Linked DNA regions of Homo sapiens: region 1 is linked to region 2. A link is an interaction called in ENCODE POLR2A ChIA-PET data of the cell type or tissue named here. Cell type or tissue: OCI-LY7. All regions are shown on one strand.

Evidence for each region. Peaks named below come from ENCODE experiments on the same cell type or tissue, not always from the same donor. Only the 100,000 strongest peaks of a DNase experiment are listed, where the experiment ranks them.
Region 1: POLR2A ChIA-PET joins it to region 2 with 5 read pairs; 2 of 35 experiments call an interaction of 5 or more read pairs at or near these places.

Annotation. Positions count from the first base shown.
Region 1 is chr21:46,583,384-46,588,383 of GRCh38, forward strand. It overlaps a transcript of DIP2A not described here. Among named protein-coding and RNA genes, the nearest start is that of S100B, 19 kb to the right of the region's middle. In OCI-LY7, CTCF peaks have their summits at 2,355 (motif pointing left) and 2,557; a DNase peak (open chromatin) is centred at 2,328; H3K4me3 peaks cover 790 bases; H3K27ac peaks cover 1,058 bases.
Region 2 is chr21:46,354,747-46,359,746 of GRCh38, forward strand. PCNT (pericentrin) reads left to right here. Exons shown (of 47, transcript NM_006031.6): 12 at 706-880; 13 at 2,228-2,445. Among named protein-coding and RNA genes, the nearest start is that of PCNT, 33 kb to the left of the region's middle. RefSeq lists an enhancer at 2,077-2,156. In OCI-LY7, a CTCF peak has its summit at 1,849; DNase peaks (open chromatin) are centred at 1,895, 2,345 and 2,925; H3K4me3 peaks cover 1,670 bases; H3K27ac peaks cover 3,118 bases.

The DNA.
Region 1 (5,000 bases), 230 kb after region 2:
ACACAACAAGAAAGTATACATTCTTCTCAACTGCACATAGAACATTCTCTAGAACACACCACCATATGCTAGGCTATAAAGCAAACCTCTCTAAATTTAAAAGGATATAATACATAAATTATGTTCTCCTACACAATAGAATGAAATTAGGAATTGATATAGTTTGAATTTTTGTTCACTCCAAAACTCATACTAAAAGTTAATTCCCATTTTGAAGGTGTCGGGAGGTGGGAACTTTAAGAGGTGTTTGGGTCATGAGGGTTATGTGCTCATTAATGGGTTAATGCCATTATCACAGAAATGTGTTCATTATCACAGGAGGAGTACTGTTATAAAAGGGCAGGTCTGGCCTCCCCTTGCTCTCTCTTGCCTTTCCACCTCCCACCATGGGATGATGCAGCACAAGGGTCCTGCCAGATGCTGCCCCCTCATTCTTCGATTTCCCAGCCTCCAGAGCTGTGCTAAATAAATTTCTGTTCATTATTAAATACCCAGTCTTAAGTATTTTGTTATAGCAGGACAAATTGGAATAAGACAGAAATCAACAGGAAAAAATTTGGAAAACTCCCAAGCATATGGAAATTGAGCAGCACTCTACTAAATAACCAATGGATCAGAGGAAAACAAAAGGGAAATAAAAAAATACCCTGACATAAATGAAAATGAAGACACAACATATCAAAATTTATGGAATGAAGCTGAAGCAGTGTTAAATGTCTAGCTGCACATGCGTATAATAAGAAAGAAGAAAAATTTCAAATCATTAACCTAGTTTTATCCTGGAAAAAGAAGAGTAAACTAAACCTAAAGAAAGCAGAAGAAAGAAAAGATAAATATTAGAATGGAAATTAATGAAACAGATATTGAAAAGCACAAGAGAAAAACAATAAAACCAAAAACTGAAAAGATTTTTAAAAATTAACAAAACTGTAGCTAGGCTAAGAAAAAAGAGAAGACTCAAATTACTAGAATCAGAAATAAAAAAGGGCATTACTACAGATCTTACAGAAATAACAAAGGATGATAAAGAAGTAGTATGAACAATCGCATGCCAATACATTAGGTAACTTAGATGAAATGGATACATTCCTAGAAAGACACAAACTACCAAACCCCACTTAAGATCAGGCAATCTGAACAGACTTATAACAAGCAAAAATACTGAATAAGCAGTAAAACACCATACCCACCCAGACGGCTTCACCACTAAATTTTACTAAATATTTGAAAAATATTTGAAGAAAAATTAATATCAAATCTTCACTATATATATATATATATATATATATATATATATATATATATTTTTTTTTTTTTTTCTTTTCTTTTCTTGAGATGGAGTCTCGCTCTGTCACCCAGGATGGAGTGCAGTGGCACAATCTTGGCTCACTGCAAGCTCCACCTCCCGGGTTCACACCATTCTCCTGCCTCAGCCTCCTAACAGGGACTACAGGCATGCACCACCACGCCCAGCTAATTTTTTGTATTTTTAGTAGAGATGGGGTTTCACTGTGTTAGCCAGGATGGTCTCGATCTCCTGACCTCATGATCCACCCGCCTCGGCCTCCCAAAGTGCTGGGATTACAGGCATGAGCCACTGCGCCCAGCCTCACAAAATATTCTTAAAAATTGAAGAGGGAACACTCAGTTTATGAAGCCAGTATTATCTGATACCAAAACCAAACATCACAAGAAAACTACAGACCAGTATCTCTTATGAATATGAACAGACAAATCCAACAAAATACTAAAATGAAATCCAGCAACATATAAAAAGAATTGGACACTAAGACCAAGTGGAATTTATTCCAGGAATCCAAGATTGGTTTAATATTTGAAAATTAATATATGCCATATCAATAGAATAAAAAAGCCCACATGATTATCTTTATAGCAGCAGGAGGCAGGTAGAGGCAGGTCCCTGGTGTAACGCGACCTTCAAATCAAAGACAGGTTAAAGCCTGAATGTTGGATTGAGAGGGATCATGGCGGATGGGAGGTAGGACTAGATTGCAGCTCTGACTCAGAGCAGCATGTGGAGACTTGCATCATGAATTTTTCCTCCAGAACAACTGCAAGAACAAATCAAGAAACCTGAGAGGACCCACAGACCCCTTGAAGGAAGCGATTGCTCCTGCAGGACCCAGGAGAGAACCTAAATACTCAGCCACAGCAAGACCCGCCCGAGGAGAGCTTGAGCTCAGATATGCCTAGCCCTGCCCCCACCCAATAGTCCTTCCCTACCCACCCTGGTAACTGAAGACAAAGGGCATATACTCTTGGGAGTTCTAGGGCCCCACCCACTGCCTGTTCCTCCCCATACTACCACAGCTGATGCTGTCTGGAAAGTGCCACCTCTTGGCAGGAGGCCAACCAGCACAAAATAGTGCATTAAACCGCCAAAGCTAAGAGCCCTCACAGAGTCCATTTCACCCCCCTGCCACCTCCACTGGAACAGATTCTGATATACATGGCTGAGAGACCCACAGACAGTTAACATCACAGGACTCTGTGCAGACAACCCCCAGTATCAGCCTGGAGCCTGGTTGACTTGCTGGGTGGCTAGATCCAGAAAACAGATAACAATCACTATAGCTTGGTTCTCAGGAAACCACATCATTAGGAAAAGGGGGAGAGTACTACATCAAGGGAATATCCCATGGGACAAAAGAATCTGAACAACAGCCTTCAGCTCTAGACCTTCCCTCTGAGAGAGGCTACCCAAGTGAGAAGGAACCAGAAAACCAACTCCGGTAATATGACAAAACAAGGTTCTTTAACACCCCCCAGAATCACACTAGCTCACCAGCAATGGGCCCAAACGAAGAAGAAATCCCTGATTTACCCAAAAAAGAATTCAGGAGGTTTGTTATAAAGCTAATCAGTGAGGTACCAGAGAAAGGCAAAGCCCAATCTAAGGAAATCCAAAAACTGATATAAGAAGTGAAGGGAGAAATATTCAAGGAAATAGATAGCATAAATAAAAAACAATCAAAGCTACAGGAAACAATGGACACATTTATAGAAATGCAAAATGCTCTGGAAAGTCTCAGCAGTAGAATTAAACAAGTAGAAGAAAGAAATTCAGAGCTCAAAGACAAGATCTTTGAATTAACCCAATCCAACAGAGACAAAGAAAAAAGAATAAGAAAATATGAACAAAACCTCCAAGAAGTCTGGGATTATGTTAAAAGACCAAACCTAAGAATAATCAGTGTTCCCGAAGAAGAAGAGAAATCTAAAAGTTTGGAAAACATATTTGGGGGAATAATCAAGGAAATGTCTCCAGCCTTGCTAAAGACCTAGACATCCAAATACAAGAAGCACAAAGAACACCTGGGAAATGAATCACAAAAATATCATTGCCTAAGCACAATGTAATCAGGTTATCTAAAGTTAAGGCGAAGGAAAGAATCTTAAGAGCTGTGAGACAAAAGCACCAGGTAACCTATAAAGGAAAACCTATTATATTAATAGCAGATTTCTCAGCAGAAACCCTACAAGCTAGAAGGGATTGGGGCACTATCTTCAGTCTCCTCAAACAAAACAATTATCAGCCAAGAATTTTGTATTCAGCAAAAGTAAACTTCATATATGAAGGAAAGACACAGTCTTTTTCAGACAAATGCTGAGAGTATTTGCCTGTACCAAGCCACCACTACAAGAACTGCTAAAAGGAACTCTAAATCTTGAACCAAATCCTGGAAAAACATCAAAACGGAACGTCTTTAAAGCATAAATCTCACAAGACCTATAAAACAAAAATATAATTTAAAAAACAAAAACAAAAACAATAAGCCAAGGTATACAGCAACATATAGCATAATGAATGGAATGGTGCCTCACATCTCAATACTAACATTGAATATAAATGGCCTAAATGCTCCACTTAAAAGAACTTGCAGAAACTTAAGGTACACAGGTGGAAAAGACATTTCATGCAAATGGACACCAAAAGTTAGCAGGAGTAGCTATTCATATAACAGACAAAACAAACTTTAAAGCAACAGCAGTTTAAAAAGACAAAGAGGGACATTATATAATGATAAAAGGCCTTGCCCAACAGGAAAATATCACAATCCTAAACATATATGCACCTAACACTGGAGCTCCCAAATTTATAAAGCAATTACTAATAGACCTAAGAAATGAGATAGACAGCAACACAATAATAGTGGGGGACAGGCTGGGCATGGTGGCTCACGCCTGTAATCCCAGCACTTTGGGAGGCCGGGGAAGGCAGATCATGAGGTCAGGAGATCGAGACCATGGTGAAACCCCATCTCTACTAAAAATACAAAAAAATTAACCAGGTGCAGTTGCGGGCGCCTGTAGTCCCAGCTACTCGGGAGGCTGAGGCAGGAGAATGGTGTGAACCCGGGAAGCAGAGCTTGCAGTGAGCCAAGATTGCACCACTGCACTCCAGCCTGGGTGACAGAGTGAGACTCCGTCTCAAAAAAATAATATAATAATAGTGGGGGACTTTAATACCCCACTGACAGCACTGAACAGGTCATCAAGACAGAAAGTCTACAAAGAAACAGTGGATTTAAACTATACCCTGGAACAAATGGACTTAACAGATATATACAGAACATTTCATCCAGCAACCAAAAAATATACATTCTATTCAGCACGTGGAACTTTCTCCAAGATAGACCATATGACAGGTCGCAAAATGAGCCTCAATAAATTTAAGAAAATTGAAATTATATCAAGCACTCTCTCAGACCACAGTGGAATAAAAATGGAAATCAATTCCAAAAGGAACCTTCAAAACCATGCAAATACATGGAATTAAATAATTTGCTCCTGAATGATCATTGGGTCAAAAATGAAATCAAGATGGAAATTTAAAAAATTCTTCAACTGAACGACGATAGTGACACAACCTATCAAAACCACTGGGACACAGCAAAGATGGTGCTAAGAGGAAAGTTCATAGCCCTGAACACCTACATCAAAAAGTCTGAAAGAGCACAAACAGACAATCTGAGGTC
Region 2 (5,000 bases):
TCCCTGGGCCTGCTGGAGGCCACAGGGTGTCCAGGCAGGGTGGCAGCGGGCTGTGTGCCAGTTTGAGTTCCCTGCAAAGCGGACCCCAACACAGAATTTGCTGCACAAGAGGCTATGGGGGAAATGCCAGAGAAGGGCAAGGGCCCGGCTGGAACAGGCAGCCAGGACCTTCCCACGAGCAGGCCTTGCACCAGAGAGAACCCAGGAAGGGCTGGGGTGGGTAGCCCCACCAGGCATTCGTGTATCACCTGAGAGCCAACCCCTGCCTCTGCGCGTGGGTGTGACGAGGACCCAGCTGTTAGTGGGCAGTGGTCACAGGAGGCTGGCCTTGAGAGCCCAGCCCTGAGATGTGAGGCCACCAGGGGAGACGCGAGGGGCACGTGCCCTACCGACCTTGCTGCTGAGAGAATTGAGGAGAGGTCTGCCCGGTCCAGGGCCCTGCCGCCCTGAGGAGCACCAGTCCCTGTCAGTGCCACCAATTCTTGTATGTCTTCCGGAGGCCTGACTGAGAGACGGGTGTGGGCGGGAGAGCATGTGAGCACGCCAGTGGGCTGGCGGGGTTCACCAGGGCGCAGCGTGTGGTCTCATGAACCTAGTGAGGTTTGAGTTTTCTTTGTGCATAGCAGGAAACACCTTTGAGGGTTATAGCTGCGAGCGAGGTAGCTTGGCTCACTAACGTGCTTGTCCCACGTGGTTTCTCTGTAGGAGAGCCTGCCACGCTTCCAGGCGGAGTTAGAAGAAAGCCACAGGCACCAGCTGGAAGCGCTGGAGTCTCCCCTCTGCATCCAGCACGAGGGGCATGTCTCAGACAGATGCTGCGTAGAGACTTCAGCATTGGGACACGAGTGGCGTCTGGAACCCTCTGAAGGGCACAGCCAAGGTGGGCCCCTCCCGCCTCGCCATGGTGTCGGCAGGTCCCGGGTCTGGGGGACGTTCTCGGGGAGCCTGGGTGCCTGGGTTCGATCCAAGTCCTCCGTGAAGCAGCTGAGTGCTCCGACCTCTTCTTCTGGGGCTGACACCTCAACAGAGTGTGTCCTGATGAGGGTTTGGCGTTAGAGGCGGGGTCACTGGCTGGGCAGGAGTGCGTGTCCTGGGCCAGCGCCCCAGCAGGGCAGGTCTGACCTGGGCAGCCACCCTGGGGGTCATGGGGATTGCTGGATGGACATGGTGACCATTCACCTCTGGAGGGAGAATGTGTGTCCACTGGGCCCAGGGGAGGCTTTTCCAGGATCCTGCTCTGCTCCCAGCAGGCCCAGGTACCCCAGCTCGCCTAGTCAGACTAAGGTTGTGGGATGTCCAGGCAGGGCACGGGGCACAGGGCTGTGGGGTCAGAAGGTGACGGAGAGGAAACTGCAGTCATCCCAGAGTCGCGGTCCCATGGCGCCGGACAGTGGCCACTGACGGGTTCCAGGAGGGGCAGGCGGCCCTGGCCACTGGCGTGGACTGTGCTGATGGTGGGGCTGCCGTCCATGGTGGGGGTGAGGGGCTGAGGCCGCGGGTCCTGCTGGGAGGTGTGTGGTCTGACTCCATTCTGGGCTGTGGCCAAGTTGAGAGAAGCCTGGGCCTGCCTGGGCCTCCTTCAAGCTGGGGGTGGTGCAGCGGCGCCTGCATCTGGTCCTCACTCCTGCCTGCCCTGCACCACAATTGTCCCCACAGCCACCCCTTGATGCCCATGGTCGTTGGCACCACTGGTGCCTGGCCAGCACCTAGTCCCTTCTGCTTTTTTCCTCTTCTGCAGAAGAAGAGATGGGCCAGTGGGGGTAGCGTGCCTGGGCACAGAACAGCAGGGGGAGGTGCTGGGACAGGAACCCTGGCAGGCCCCTGAGCTCAGGCCCTGTCCTTGTGGCTGCCTCATAGACCCTGGGTGACACATGTGTGCCCACATCTGGTCACAGGCATGAGGCTCACTCAGGAACTCATGGAGGGTCACATGTCACACCTGACCTGAAGGAGTAGCCTGGGCGGGTCGTGTGGCTGTCGTGTGGGCCCAGGACATCCCTGTGACTCGGGACGGCACTGTGCTGGGGCAGCATGGAGGTGTCCCGAAAGGGAGGGGAGACTTGAGAGAGCCATGCCTGCTTTCATCACTGAGTCAGCACAGAGCTTGAAAATCCACAGTGTCTGCTGTCAGAAGCATTTATAGGTTGCCGTTCTGCCTGTGCGGACTGTGGGCTCCATCGAGGGCCGGCACCGGCCTGACTGTCTTCCCTGCTCCTTTTCCACACAGAGCTTCCCTGGGTGCATCTCCAGGGTGTGCAGGACGGGGACTTGGAGGCCGACACAGAGCGGGCAGCCAGAGTCTTGGGTCTGGAAACTGAGCACAAGGTGCAACTTTCGCTTCTTCAGACTGAGCTCAAAGAAGAAATTGAACTCCTAAAAATAGAAAATAGAAATTTGTATGGGAAGTTGCAGCATGAAACTCGTCTGAAGGACGATTTGGAGAAGGTGAGTCGTGACTCCACAGCCCAGCGCCTCCCGCCCGAGTCCTTGCTCTCTTCCACCTGGAAGGCTTGTGTCCTTGTGTATGGAGGGGCATCCTGGGGACAGCCCAGTGCTGTACATGGCACATTTGTAAGGGCGACAGTCCCGTAAATTCTTGAAACTATTCCTGGCAATGCCAGTAGTGGGTGGCGGTTGGATAGAATCTTGTCAGGGTCAGCACCGGGGCGAAAGTGAAGTTCTGAGTGAAGATTTCTTTTTGTTTTGTTTTGTTTTGAGACAGTCTCATTCTGTTGCCCAGGCTGGAGTGCAGTGGCATGGTCTCAGCTCACTGCAACCTCTGCTTCCTGATTTCAAGTGGTCCCCTGATAGCTGGGATTACAAACGTATGCCACCATGCCTGGCTAATTTTTGTATTTTTTTTGTAGAGACAGGGTTTCACCTTGTTGGCCAGGCAGGTGTCAAACGCCTGACCTCAAGTGATCTGCCTGCCTTGGCCTCCTACAGTGCTGGGATTACAGGTGTGAGCCACCACGCCCGGCCCTCTGAGTCAAGATTTCTTAGGGAAACTGTCCAGGTGTCCTAAGAGGGCTCTGGGAGGAGGCACAAGCCCGGGTGCCAAGCACGTGGCTGGCCTCTGATGCTCACCCCAAGTCTTAAATTGCGTCCGCGTTCCCCAGGCTCTTCCTGTGCTGTTTTGCACCTGTGGAAGAGGCACCCTCTGACTCCCTCGCCCTTTGCGAGTGTGAGGACACTGCCATGCTGTCATAAATGATGACAAAGCAACACGACAGCAGCCTCCACATGGCCCGATGGGCTTGGTTACAGCCAGGGCAGCTCAGGGTCCATCCCATGCTGGAGCAGTGGATTTCAAGTGAGCCGACAGGGCAGCTCAGGGTCCGTCCCATGCCGGAGCAGTGGAGTTAAAGTGAACCAACAGGGCAGCTCAGGCTCCGTCCCATGCGGGAGCAGTGGAGTTCAAGTGAACCGACGGGGCAGCTCAGGGTCCATCCCGTGCCAGAGCAGTGGAGTTAAAGTGACTGAAATTGTCATGTCTTGTCATGTGTGTTCTGACTCAACCTCATGCTTGTGACAGTGTTTTCATTTCTATTTGTGTCCTGCTTCTCCCACCCCTTTGCTCCTCCCTGTGAATGTCTCCCTGAGAATGATTTTCATTCTCCATCAAGAGACAGCTTCATAGGAAGCTATGATGACCTGCAAGTCTGATCCCATGCTGTTTGTTAAATGCAGGTGTTGGTAAGGACTTCCAGCAAAATAGAGGTAAGGGTGGAGCCCTGTGGGGAGCCGGACAGGCGGTAGGTGGGCCGATGGTCATGTGCCAATGGCACCTGCAGCCACCAGTGTGTGGCCTTCTCTGGCACTGTTGGCTGAAGACAGACTTCCCAAGTGACTTTTTGTTGTTGTTGTTGTTTTGTTGTTTTGTTTTTTTTTTTTTTGAGACTGAGTCTTGCTCTGTCGCCCAGGCTGGAGCGTAGTGGCGCGATCTCAGCTCACTGCAACCTTCACCTCCTGGCTTCAAGTGATTCTCTTGCCTCAGCCTCCCTAGTAGCTGGAATTACAGGTGCACACCACCATGCCTGGCTAATTTTTTTTATTTTTTTTTATTTTTTTTGAGATGGAGTCTCGCTCTGTCACCCAGGCTGGAGCGCGGTGGCGCAATCTCAGCTCACTGCAAGCTCTGCCTCCTGGGTTCATGCCATTCTCCTGCCTCAGCCTCCCGAGTAGCTGGGAAGACAGGTGCCCGTCACCATGCCTGGCTAATTTTTTTTTTTTTTGTATCTTTAGTAGAGACGAGGTTTCACCGTGTTAGCCAGGATGGTCTCGATCTCCTGACCTCGTGATCCACCCGCCTCAGCCTCCCAAAGTGTTGGGATTACAGGTGTGAGCCACCGCACCCAACCATGCCCAGCTAATTTTTGTATTTTTAGTAGAGACAGGGTTTCACCATGTTGGCCAGGCTGGTCTCAAACTCCTGATCTCAAGTGATCTGCCCGCCTTGGCCTCCCAAAGTGTTGGGACTACAGGCGTGAGCCACCGAACCTGGCTCCAGGTGACTTTTTGATGCTCATGTCTTTATGCTTTTCACAGGCCACCATTTTACCTCCTTATATCAATTATGGGGAGAGGACTGTGGATTTCTCTCTTGTTAATTTTAATTCTTGTTTTGAGTATGTGGAAGCTCTGTTGTTACACGTGTACACATTTGTGATTGTAATGTCTTCCTAAAAATTCACCCTTTTCTGTCTTGTAGTATTCTGTCCAAAAATACACCTGTTTTTTTTTTGTTTTTTTTTTTTTTTTGAGACAGTGTCTCACTCTATCGCCAGGGTGGAGTGTAGAGGCGTGATCTTGGCTCACTGTACCCTCCGCCTCCTGGTTTCAAGCGATTCTGCTGCCTCAGCCTCCCGAGTAGCTGGGACTACAGGCACGTGCCACCACACCCGGCTAATTTTTGTATTTTTAATAGAGACGGGGTTTCATTATGTTGGCCGGGCTGGTCTCGAACTCCTGACCTCATGATCTGCCTGCCTCAGCCTCCC